Regions from separate parts of the Homo sapiens genome. Here region 2 is linked to region 1. A link is a loop called in an ENCODE intact Hi-C map of the cell type or tissue named here. Cell type or tissue: PC-3. All regions are shown on one strand.

Region 1 (5,000 bases):
CAAAACAACACACACACACACACACACACACACACACACACACACACACACACACACAGAGAGAGAGAGAAGAAGGCTGGAGGAGTATGCTGACAACACAGCACGAGCTAGAAATGTGACCTTTCACATGAAACTTCTTGGTTTTATTTTAATTAAAGAAAAGTGTTTTTATTTTTATAAAGAAATATTCATATTCTTTCTTGGTTTCAGTTTGAAATGGTCATCATGTCTAAGCATTATGAAAATCACTAAACCAGACCAGAGATAGGATTTAGAACCATCCTGAAATAAATATTTAAGCTGAACATAATTAGCTTCATGATATATGTATTTCATTTTTTGTGTAAAGGGATGGCATTAACAGAAAAGGGGCAAAAGTTCTTATTAAGTAGACAGCATGTTCTACCGTGAGATGGAGATTAGGGTTATTAATATGAACCCCTGTCAAGAAGAGTCTGACAGTTCTTTATACAGGAAAAATAAGCCAATATTCTGAGCCCCAGGCTAAAACTTTGGCTTTTGGCAACATAGAGAACTGAAGCTTAACGCTGTTGAGAAAGGAGAATCCAGTTTCAAGAGCACAGGGCAAAAAAACGAGTTCATTGCCCAGGTCTGCCTCTTATGAGTGGACCTCTCTAGAATTCAATTTTACTCTTTCTGAAGAAGAGAAGCAACAAAGACTTAAAGAGATGAGAAAGAAAAGTATAGCAAGAACATCATCAGCTAAGGCACATTATTTTAAAATTGAAACAGTACTGTATTCCTGGTTTTGATGACTGTGCTATAGTTATGTAAAATGTTGTGCTATAGTTATACAGGGGAAGCTGGATGAAGAGTATACGGAGTACTCTATTCTATTTTTGCACCTTTTTTAAAGTCTAAAATTACTTCAAAATGCCAGCCACAGTGGCTCATGCCTGTAATCCCAGCACTTTGGGAGGCCAAGGCAGGTGAATCACATGAGGTCAGGAATTCAAGACCAGCCTGGCCAACATGGCAAAACCCCATCTCTACTGAAAATACAAAAATTAGCCAGGCATCATGGCAGGTGCCTGTAATCCCAGCTACTCAGGAGGCTGAGGCAGGAGAATCGCTTGAACCCAGGAGGCGGAGGTTATAGTAAGCTGGTATCTTGCCACTGCACTCTAGCCTGGGTGACAGCACGCGACTCTGTCTCAAGAAAAAAAAAATCACTTCCAACTAAAAGATTTAAAAAACATTATTATATGGTATAATACCTTAAAAAGCAGTTGGCAGAGACTCATGGAAATCCAGGCACAGTCTGTGTGAAACTGTCTCACGGTCTCTTTTCAAGGTAATCTTTGTGGCCACTGTCATTATTTGTAAATAGTTGAACACTGTAGTCCTCCTTATCTGCAGTTTCACCTTCCAGGGTTTCAATTACCTGTGGTCAACCATGGTCTGAAAACATTAAATGAAAAATTTCAGAAATAAACAACTCATTAGTTTTTAATTGCACGTGGTTCTGAGGAGAAATCTCAGATGAAATCTCATGTTGTCCTGCTTTGTCCTGCCCTGGACAGGAATCATCCTTTTGTCCAGCAGATTCACACTGTAGACACAACCCACCCATCAGTCATTGACACTGTCTGTTTCTGACTCCCAACCTTCGTCATCCTTGTGGCTTAATGATCCAGAATCACCTGAAGCAGATGATCCTCCCTCTGACAATAGGTCAGAAGGTCAATAGTAGCCTAATGCTAAGTCACAATGCCTACGTCATTCACATCACTTCATCTCAGCACGTAAGCATTTTGCCATCTCACATCTCACATCATCACAAGAAGGGTGAGTACATTACAGTAAGATATTGAGAAAAAGACCATGTTCACATAACTTTTATTACAGCATATTGTTACAATTGTTCTATTTTATTATGTTATTGTTGTCAATCTCTTACTCCGCCTAATTTACAAATTAACTCTCACAGGTATGTATGTATAGAAAATGTGCACTGTGGGTCTTAGAAGGTATGTCCCTCAGATAAGGGGGGACTACTGTACTCTCATAGGGGCTCAATAGTCATTGCCAATGAAGAAAATCTGAAGGTGTCCCTTTGAACCAATTTAGATTGAAATGACACAAAACATAAACTAAGGAAGAAGCAATTCATCAAAAACAATGGTATACCAGATAACTTAGAGACTGAGAAAGAAAAGTTAAACTCACTATGTGAAGTATTTTATTAACACTCTTTTAGGGGAAAATCAATTTGGTTTAAAACAGAAGGAATTTGGTATCTTCAGGCCCTATTCATTTTTGCATGGTCTTTGTAATCAGATTTCTGGCCAGTCTGCTGTTTACTTTCAACCATCGACCATGTCCCTCTTCTATGCACTGATTTTGAAATTTCATTAATGTTTACCAGCTCTCTCACATGGCAATTATGTTAAGTATTTTTCATAGAAGACTTTAACATATAATTTTAATTTTCTGAACTATTAGCCTTTTATCAACTCCCAAAATTACTTGATTTGTGTTAAGAAAACACATACATTTTATTCTAAATACTCTTATACAGATGTACCATGTAATAGTTTCTTGGCATTCTCAGTTTTCTAATTATTAAAAGTTTATACCCAACATTAAATGCATGTTCTGTTGCCCCAAATTGTGGTACAAGTCACCTGGGAACAGAAATACAGGTCAGTGCAGAGGCTACAGAAAAAAACAAAAATGTTCTTTCATAACATTCTCCAAACCTTTGGACAGCAGAGGGATCATTACATTATCGTTGAAACATTTGCAGGCAATAACTAAATAAATGGATGAAAGAAGCAAATTTCAAAAGCCTTGCTGGGATTACAATGCCTGCTTTTTGCCACTAGGAGGTGCTCTGAGGGCAATAGGAAGAGGAAGAGCTGATTGAGTTGCTTGGTCTCCACCAGGCTTGCAGAAAATTGACAAATGGGCAGATAAAGCAAAAAAGAGCAAAAGCCACAAGACTCCTTAGGCAGCATGAGCCAATGAATGGCATTAAAAGTGGAGAAACTGCCAATCAGCCAATATTTGCAAAATTAGTTGCAATACACTGAATTTTGTGTTCCTCCTAAAAATTCATATATTAAAATCCTGGCATCCATGATGATTGTATTAGGAGGTGGCGCCTTTGGGAGGTGAGGCCTTTTGAGAGTGACTGCCCTCATGGATGGAATTAGTGACCTCATAATAAAGACCAGAGAGAGACAATGGGGAGGAGAGTTCCTTTGTCTCTTGGGCCATGTGAGGACACGGTGAGAAAGCCATCTGTGAACCAGGAAGCATGACCTCACCAGACACTGAATTTGCTGGTGCCTTGATCTTGGCGGTCCCAGACCTCCAGATCTGTAAGAAGTAAATTTTTATTGTTATATGCCACCCAGTTTATGGTAGTTTGTTACAGCACCCTCAATGGCCTAAGGCACTAGTCATTTGAATATTCTGCTTAACAGCTATAATCTAAGCTCTAGGGTACATGTGCACAACGTGTTCTAGGGTACACATTGTGCACATGTACCCTAGAACTTAAAGTATAATAATAAAAATTAAAAAAAATTAAAAAAGAGAGAAAGCAGGAACATTTAATTTGTATTGAATAACATTTGGCCTTTCTTTAGCTATTTAGTAGAATACTATGCTCTTACAATGCATTTGTGTGATTTCTTCCTTCATTTAATGAACATTTACTGAGTCCCTACTATGTCCCAGGTACTGGGGATAGAAAAGTGAACAAAAATAGACAAAACACCTGCCTTTATGGTGTTTACATTTTAGTATCATTATGATAAATATTATTTATCATGCAGATTTTTACAGGCAGTTTTTAATTTCTTATAGTTTATGGATCACTTGAGAATATATTGAAAACTGTGGGTCTTATTCCTTTTGGAAAAATAAATAAATGAATACTAAATAGAAAAATGTACGAGTATATGTATATACAGTTTGTTATTTCTCAATATTAGCTGTAACTGTTTTTGCCATGCCTTCTGATAGTTCAGTTTTTGCCCTGTTTTGGAAGTCCTGAACCTATAATTTATATATTTATTGGAACAAGATGCAGGCAGATAAATTTAGACAACATCCCCTAATTCCAGATTATTTCAAAGAACCACTGAGCCGTCTTCTGGAATGCTGATGTTCATGTAAGTTATATGATGAGAGTCGGGGTCAGAGTTTTCCCCACTCTTTTTCTCTTTCTGGCCTCTTTTTCCAGATCACTAATTCCATCCATGAGGGCAGGACCTCCCAAAAGGCCCCACCCCGAAAGGCACCACCTCCCAATAATATCATCTTGGGTGTCGGGATTTTAACACATGAATTTTTAGAGGGGACACAAAATTCAGCCTATTGCAACTAATTTTGCAAATATTTGGTTGATTGGCAGTTTCTTTTTTTCTTCGAGTCTTACCATTCAATCGTTGGTTATGTTCCATTGATTGTTCATGCCTTAGCATAATAAATTGGGTTAAATTCTATTCTAATATACAGTCATGCTTTTTAACAGAAAGCAATCATGAATTGTACGAACAAAACACTGGCTTCAGCCGAAAATGCACCATTAAGTTATTGAGCTTTTAAAAGACACATGTTTAGACGGCAAATCTTTGGGTTACTATTATGTCATTTGTAGCATAACAAATTAAGACAAGCAGCATTCAGATGAAAGTATAATTAAGAAATACAGTTGGTTGCTGAGTTTTTCTGTCATGAAATTAGAAACTCATATTTCCACAACCCAGGGAGAAGAAATTTATTTACCACTAAATCAAATGTATTCACAACTAAGAAGTCATTTACGTAGTAAAGTGATATAAAGAAAGCAGTGGCTCAGACTTGTAACCTCAGCACCTTGGGAGGCCCACACAGGCCGATCACTTGAGCTAGCCTGGGCAAAATGGAGAAACACCATCTCTACCAAAAAAAAAAAAAAAAAAAACTAGCATGGTACGGTGGTATGTGCCTGCAGTCTCAGCTACTTCGGAGGCTGAGAAGGGAGG
Region 2 (5,000 bases), 73 kb after region 1:
CCAGCCTGGGCATCATAGGAAGACCCCATCTTTACAAGTAATTTAAAAATTAGCCAGACGTGGTGGTGCACACCCGTAGCCCCAGCTACTCAGGAGGCTGAGGCAGGAGGATCACCTGAGTCTGGGAGGTTGAGGCTGCAGTGAGCCTGTTCACACTACTGTACTCCAGCATGGGCAACAGAGCCAGACCCTGTCTCAAATAAATAAATAAATAAATCTCTTTTAATTAATGCAAATCAAAACCACAGTGGGATACCATCTCTCACCAGTCAGAATGGCTATTATAAAAAAGTAAAAAAATAACAGATGCTGGTGAGGTTGCAAAGATAAGGGAATGCTCATATACATACATTGCTGGTGCTCATGTAAATTAGTTCAGCCACTGCAGAAAGCAGTTTGGTGATTTCTTAGAGAACTTAGAATTACCATTCGACCTTAGCAATCCCATTATTGGGTATATAATTAAAGGAATACAAATTATTCCACCAGAAAGACGACATGCATGTGCATGTTCATTGCAGCACTATTCACAGTACCAAAGATGAGGAATCAATCTGAATGCTCATCAATGGTAGACTGGATAAAGAAAATGTGGTACAATATAGCATGGAATACTATGCAGCCATAAAAGAAGAATGAGATCATGTTCTTTGCAGAAACATGGACAGAGCTGGAGACCATTATCCTAAGTGAACAAAGGCAGGAACAGAAAACCAAATACTGCATGTTCTCACTTATAAGTGGAAGCTAAGCATTGAGAACACATGGACACAAAGAAGGGAACCACATACACCAGGGCTTAGTTGAGGGTGGAGGGTGGGTGGAGGGTGAGGATCAAAAAACGACCTATCAGATACTATGCTTATTACCTAGGTGACAAAATAATCTGTACATCAAACCCCCTTGAAACATAATTTACCTGTATAACAAGCTTGCACATGTATCTCTGAACCTAAAAGTTAAAAAAAAATTTCATTGCCTCAGTGGCTGTTTTGAGAGCATTAAGAGGCTATGAGAGCATTGAGAGGCCCATTTTCCCCCTCTTCCTACCCATCTCAGACCCATCTCATTTCCCCATGAAACTCTGCCTCATACTTCTGTCTGAGCACTCTGAGCCCTACCAGCATGGTCCTTTGGCATCCAGAGCTGTTGGTGGCGCTGAAGGACTGAACACTCCTGCTTTTTCTCAGGCAGAATTCCAATGAAATGTCCCCACACTGATCACTGTTATTGGTTCATAGGCATAAAACAGAAACAAGGATTCTTAGTTGGTGTGTATTGTACCAATGACATCTCACAATCTTGCCTTGAATTTCTTTCAGCTTGGCAAAAACCTTTTCTTCACTGGGCATCCAATATCTTACTATAAAAAATTGACTTATAGATCCTGAGGCAAAACTTGGGTTAAAAAAATGAATTTAAACAGGTAACATTATCTACCTTTAGACAGAAAAAAAAAGAATAATCACTTTCTAAAACAAGGTTAAAATGCAAATTATCTTAATTAGAAAAATCACCCATTACAGAAAGTATAACAACAAAAAACAGTCCTAAATGAGATCCTCCTTGAAAATCATGGTCTTATGGAAGGAAGTTTCATAACAGAAAACATTTGTGTAACCTCAGCTCCAGCATTTTCCATTTGCAAATATCACAATATGCTCTGTGGGGAGTGTTAATGAATACATCTGTTTGCCTCCTTGCACAGTTGAATAGTATCTGAAAACAGATCTGTTTTCACATTTCAGAAAGATATCCAGTAAGTTTGTGTTGATGAACAGTGTTAAGTTACATGAGTTCCTTTACCTTGCCGTTTAAACTAACACTAAGATACAGGAGTCCCTAAACAGCTGCTAAAACTCAGGGACATATTATTTACTTTGGAGCCATAAAGTACCCAGGCAGACATTTTTATCCCAACATCTGTTAATTTTCACTCTGAACCATTACCACTCCTTTTCATAAACAGCGTTGTCCTTGCTTTGGACTTCCTCTGTTGTCTGTCGTGACTTCCTGTAGGGAGAAAGATGGTGCAGGAGCCCAAAGCTAGAAATTTAGCCCCAAGAGGTTCATTTACTACTTCTACAGAGCAGAGAAGCCATATGAAAGTCTGTAATTACTGCTACCTCAATGTATTGCTGCAGTTCAGAGCATAGGAAGATCTGTCATTGCAAAGAGCAGCAGTTTCACAGCTTCCAAACTCACGATGGCTTTGTGTGTTTGTTTTGCTGACTCATAGAAGATCAGGTAAATGCATTCACTCAGCCCCTCTGATTCCAGATGTGGAATCCTGATGTTCTGCCATGCTCCCATTCCCATTTTAGCCTTGCCCCCAAATACGTTTCCTCTTGATTTGGCCACATTATTAGATTTGTATCCTCCTTCCCCCGCTGCTGTATGCCACATGTGTGGGATACCTTTGCCATAGTGACATCAACTGGAACAAGTTGGAACTGAAATCTCTAAGCATCACAGAACCTCCCAGATTCACATTTTTTTCTACATGACTTAGAAATACCGCTGTAATAATCTCTGCCATAAAAATAATCCCAGTTGGATTTGAAAATAGACTTTGCAAATTCCAACATAAATAAAAATAATTTTACAAGTGTACACTAATGGCCATGAGAACTGGCTAGTCCATATATTTAGGCTCATACTTTGGAAAACATGCTGGCAATAATGATATGAGAATGATTCTTAAGTTAACTCTCAAATTTTTAAGAAGACTTCTACATAAATTCATATGAATTAATAGCCAGTTAATACTTATATTTTTTTATTAAACTTTACTGAAATATTCATTTACTGGGCAAATATATATTTTAAAATCAGATTTATGTAAGGCACTAATAATGCAAGATGGTTAACATATTTACACAAAGTTGTATGAATCTTGGGTGTTCCCTATCCCCTGGGAATTTACAGCACAACCATTAGGTTAGTGCGAAAGTAATTGTGGTTTTTGCCATTAAAAGTAATTGCAAAAATCGCTATTATTTTTGCACCAACCTAATAGATAAAACCCATTTACAATACAATTGGATAAAATCTCTAAAATATAGACTGTGTTAATTGCCATAAAAGAATGCTACAAAAATTCAGATGAAGGAATCAGTTAGCATTTTAGTTGGAATTTGAAGACTGGGTACAACTTTTAAAAAATTGACATATAATAGTTGTATATATTTTGGGGGTATATGTGATATTTTGATACACGCATATAATATGTAATGGATCAGATTTTAAAGTAATGGAAATTAACAATAATCTATTACTTTTTATTCCCAAAAGTCATTTTAAATTTTATTCTGGGACTAGGCTTTGCTGGTTTGTTTTTTTTTTTTTTTTGGGGGGGGGGGGACTGAGTCTTGCTCTGTCACCCAGGCTGGAGTGCAGTGGTGCGATCTTTGCTCACTGCAACCTCTGCCTCCTGGGTTCAAGCACCTGCCTCAGCCTCCCCAGTAGCTGGGACTACAGGTGTATGCCACCACACCTGGTTAATTTTTTATTTTTAGTAGAGACGGGGTTTCACACCTTGTTAGCCAGGCTGGTCTCGAACTTCTGACCTCAGGTGATCCACCTGCCTTGGCCTCCCAAAGTGCTGGGATTACAGGCATGAGCCACCACGCCCCGCTGGGACTAGGCTTTCTTTTTAAACTTTGTCAGGTAGGATCAGGGCAGCCTTTAGTCTCTAGCATTCCGAGTACTCTATGCCTTATAAGGTTTTCCTCTCTGGCTGGTGGAAGCACAACCATTACTTCTCCTGTGTATGCTCTGAGGATTGTTCCCTGTGCTCCTGTCACGTGGCTCCTTCCCCAGCCTTGGGTAGGATCCTCCCGTGTATATCTACTGACCAGGTCTCACTGGACAGCCCCAGGGGAACCCTTTGCAGATCTCCCAAGCTTGATCTCTGTGCGATTTTTTTCTCTCTGCTCTGTGAACTCTAGCTGTCTTGGCTTCCCAGTGGTTTCTACTCTCTCTGCATGCTGCAACCCTGGAATCTCAGTTTAAGCTGATAAATAAATGAGACTTACCTCATTCTGGTTATACCATCTTAACCATAAGTGGGAGTATGACTACAGTGATCTATTTTTATAGTAGAAATTGGAATAAGCAAATGTGTTAAAAATCCTTTTTCTAGAGATAACGAATGTGTATTAGTGAATTGTCCTCCGATTCTTTAACACTTATATGCAGATATACTCAAATAAATACACACCCAAACACAACTTAGACGTCTGCAGGAAGGCTTTCCATTCCTTAAGATTTACATTTCCTAAATCTAAAACTGGGTAGATTTTTGGTTAATTGCCTCCAAACTCACCTTTTCAATGCATTTTTATGAGAGGCACATGTGCAGGTGGCGATAGTGGACATGGAAGGATATAACTACTATACTCTGAGCGTTTGCGTCTCCCTAAAACTCACATGTTGAAACCTAGTCACCAAGGTGATGGTGTTAGGAGGTGGGGCCTTTGGGAGCTGATTAGGTCATGAAGGCAGAGCTTTCATGAATAGGTTTAATGCTCTTACAAAATTGGTCCCAGACAGCCGGGCGCGGTGGCTCACGCCTGTAATCCCAGCACTTTGGGAGGCCAAGGTGGGTGGATCACCTAAGGTCGGGAGTTCAAGACTAGCCTGACCAACATGGAGAAACCCCGTCTCTACAAAAAATACAAAATCAGCCGGGGTGGTGGCACATGCCTGTAATCCCAGCTACTTGGGAGGCTGAGGCAGGAGAATCGCTTCAACCTGGGAGGCGGAGGTTGTGGTGAGCAGAGATCGTGCCATTGCACTCCAGCCTGGGCAACAAGAGCAAAACTCCATCTCAAAATAAATAAATAAATAAAATTGGTCCCAGAGAGCTGTCTTGCCCCTTTAACCATATGAAGACCCAGTGGTGAGAAGGCGTCATCTATGAACCCGGAAGTGGGTCCTCACCAGACACCAAATCTGCCAGCACCTTGATATCAGACTTTCAAGCCTCCAGAACTGTG

What was found. Hi-C counts contacts between places; a loop is a spot of excess contacts. Peaks named below come from ENCODE experiments on the same cell type or tissue, not always from the same donor. Only the 100,000 strongest peaks of a DNase experiment are listed, where the experiment ranks them.
Region 2: a loop joins it to region 1, with 6 times the contacts of the local background. A loop is called at or near these places in 13 of 110 quality-filtered maps.

What each region holds. Positions count from the first base shown.
Region 1 is chr21:25,860,565-25,865,564 of GRCh38, reverse strand. It overlaps LOC105372756 (a long non-coding RNA gene), which reads right to left and starts at 3,219. Exons shown (of 3, transcript XR_007067828.1): 1 at 2,724-3,219; 2 at 1,239-1,422. In PC-3, a CTCF peak has its summit at 2,849 (motif pointing right); a DNase peak (open chromatin) is centred at 2,854.
Region 2 is chr21:25,787,679-25,792,678 of GRCh38, reverse strand. No RefSeq gene overlaps it. Among named protein-coding and RNA genes, the nearest start is that of GABPA, 55 kb to the right of the region's middle. In PC-3, CTCF peaks have their summits at 1,156, 2,230 and 2,430; a DNase peak (open chromatin) is centred at 2,318; H3K4me3 peaks cover 1,044 bases; H3K27ac peaks cover 395 bases.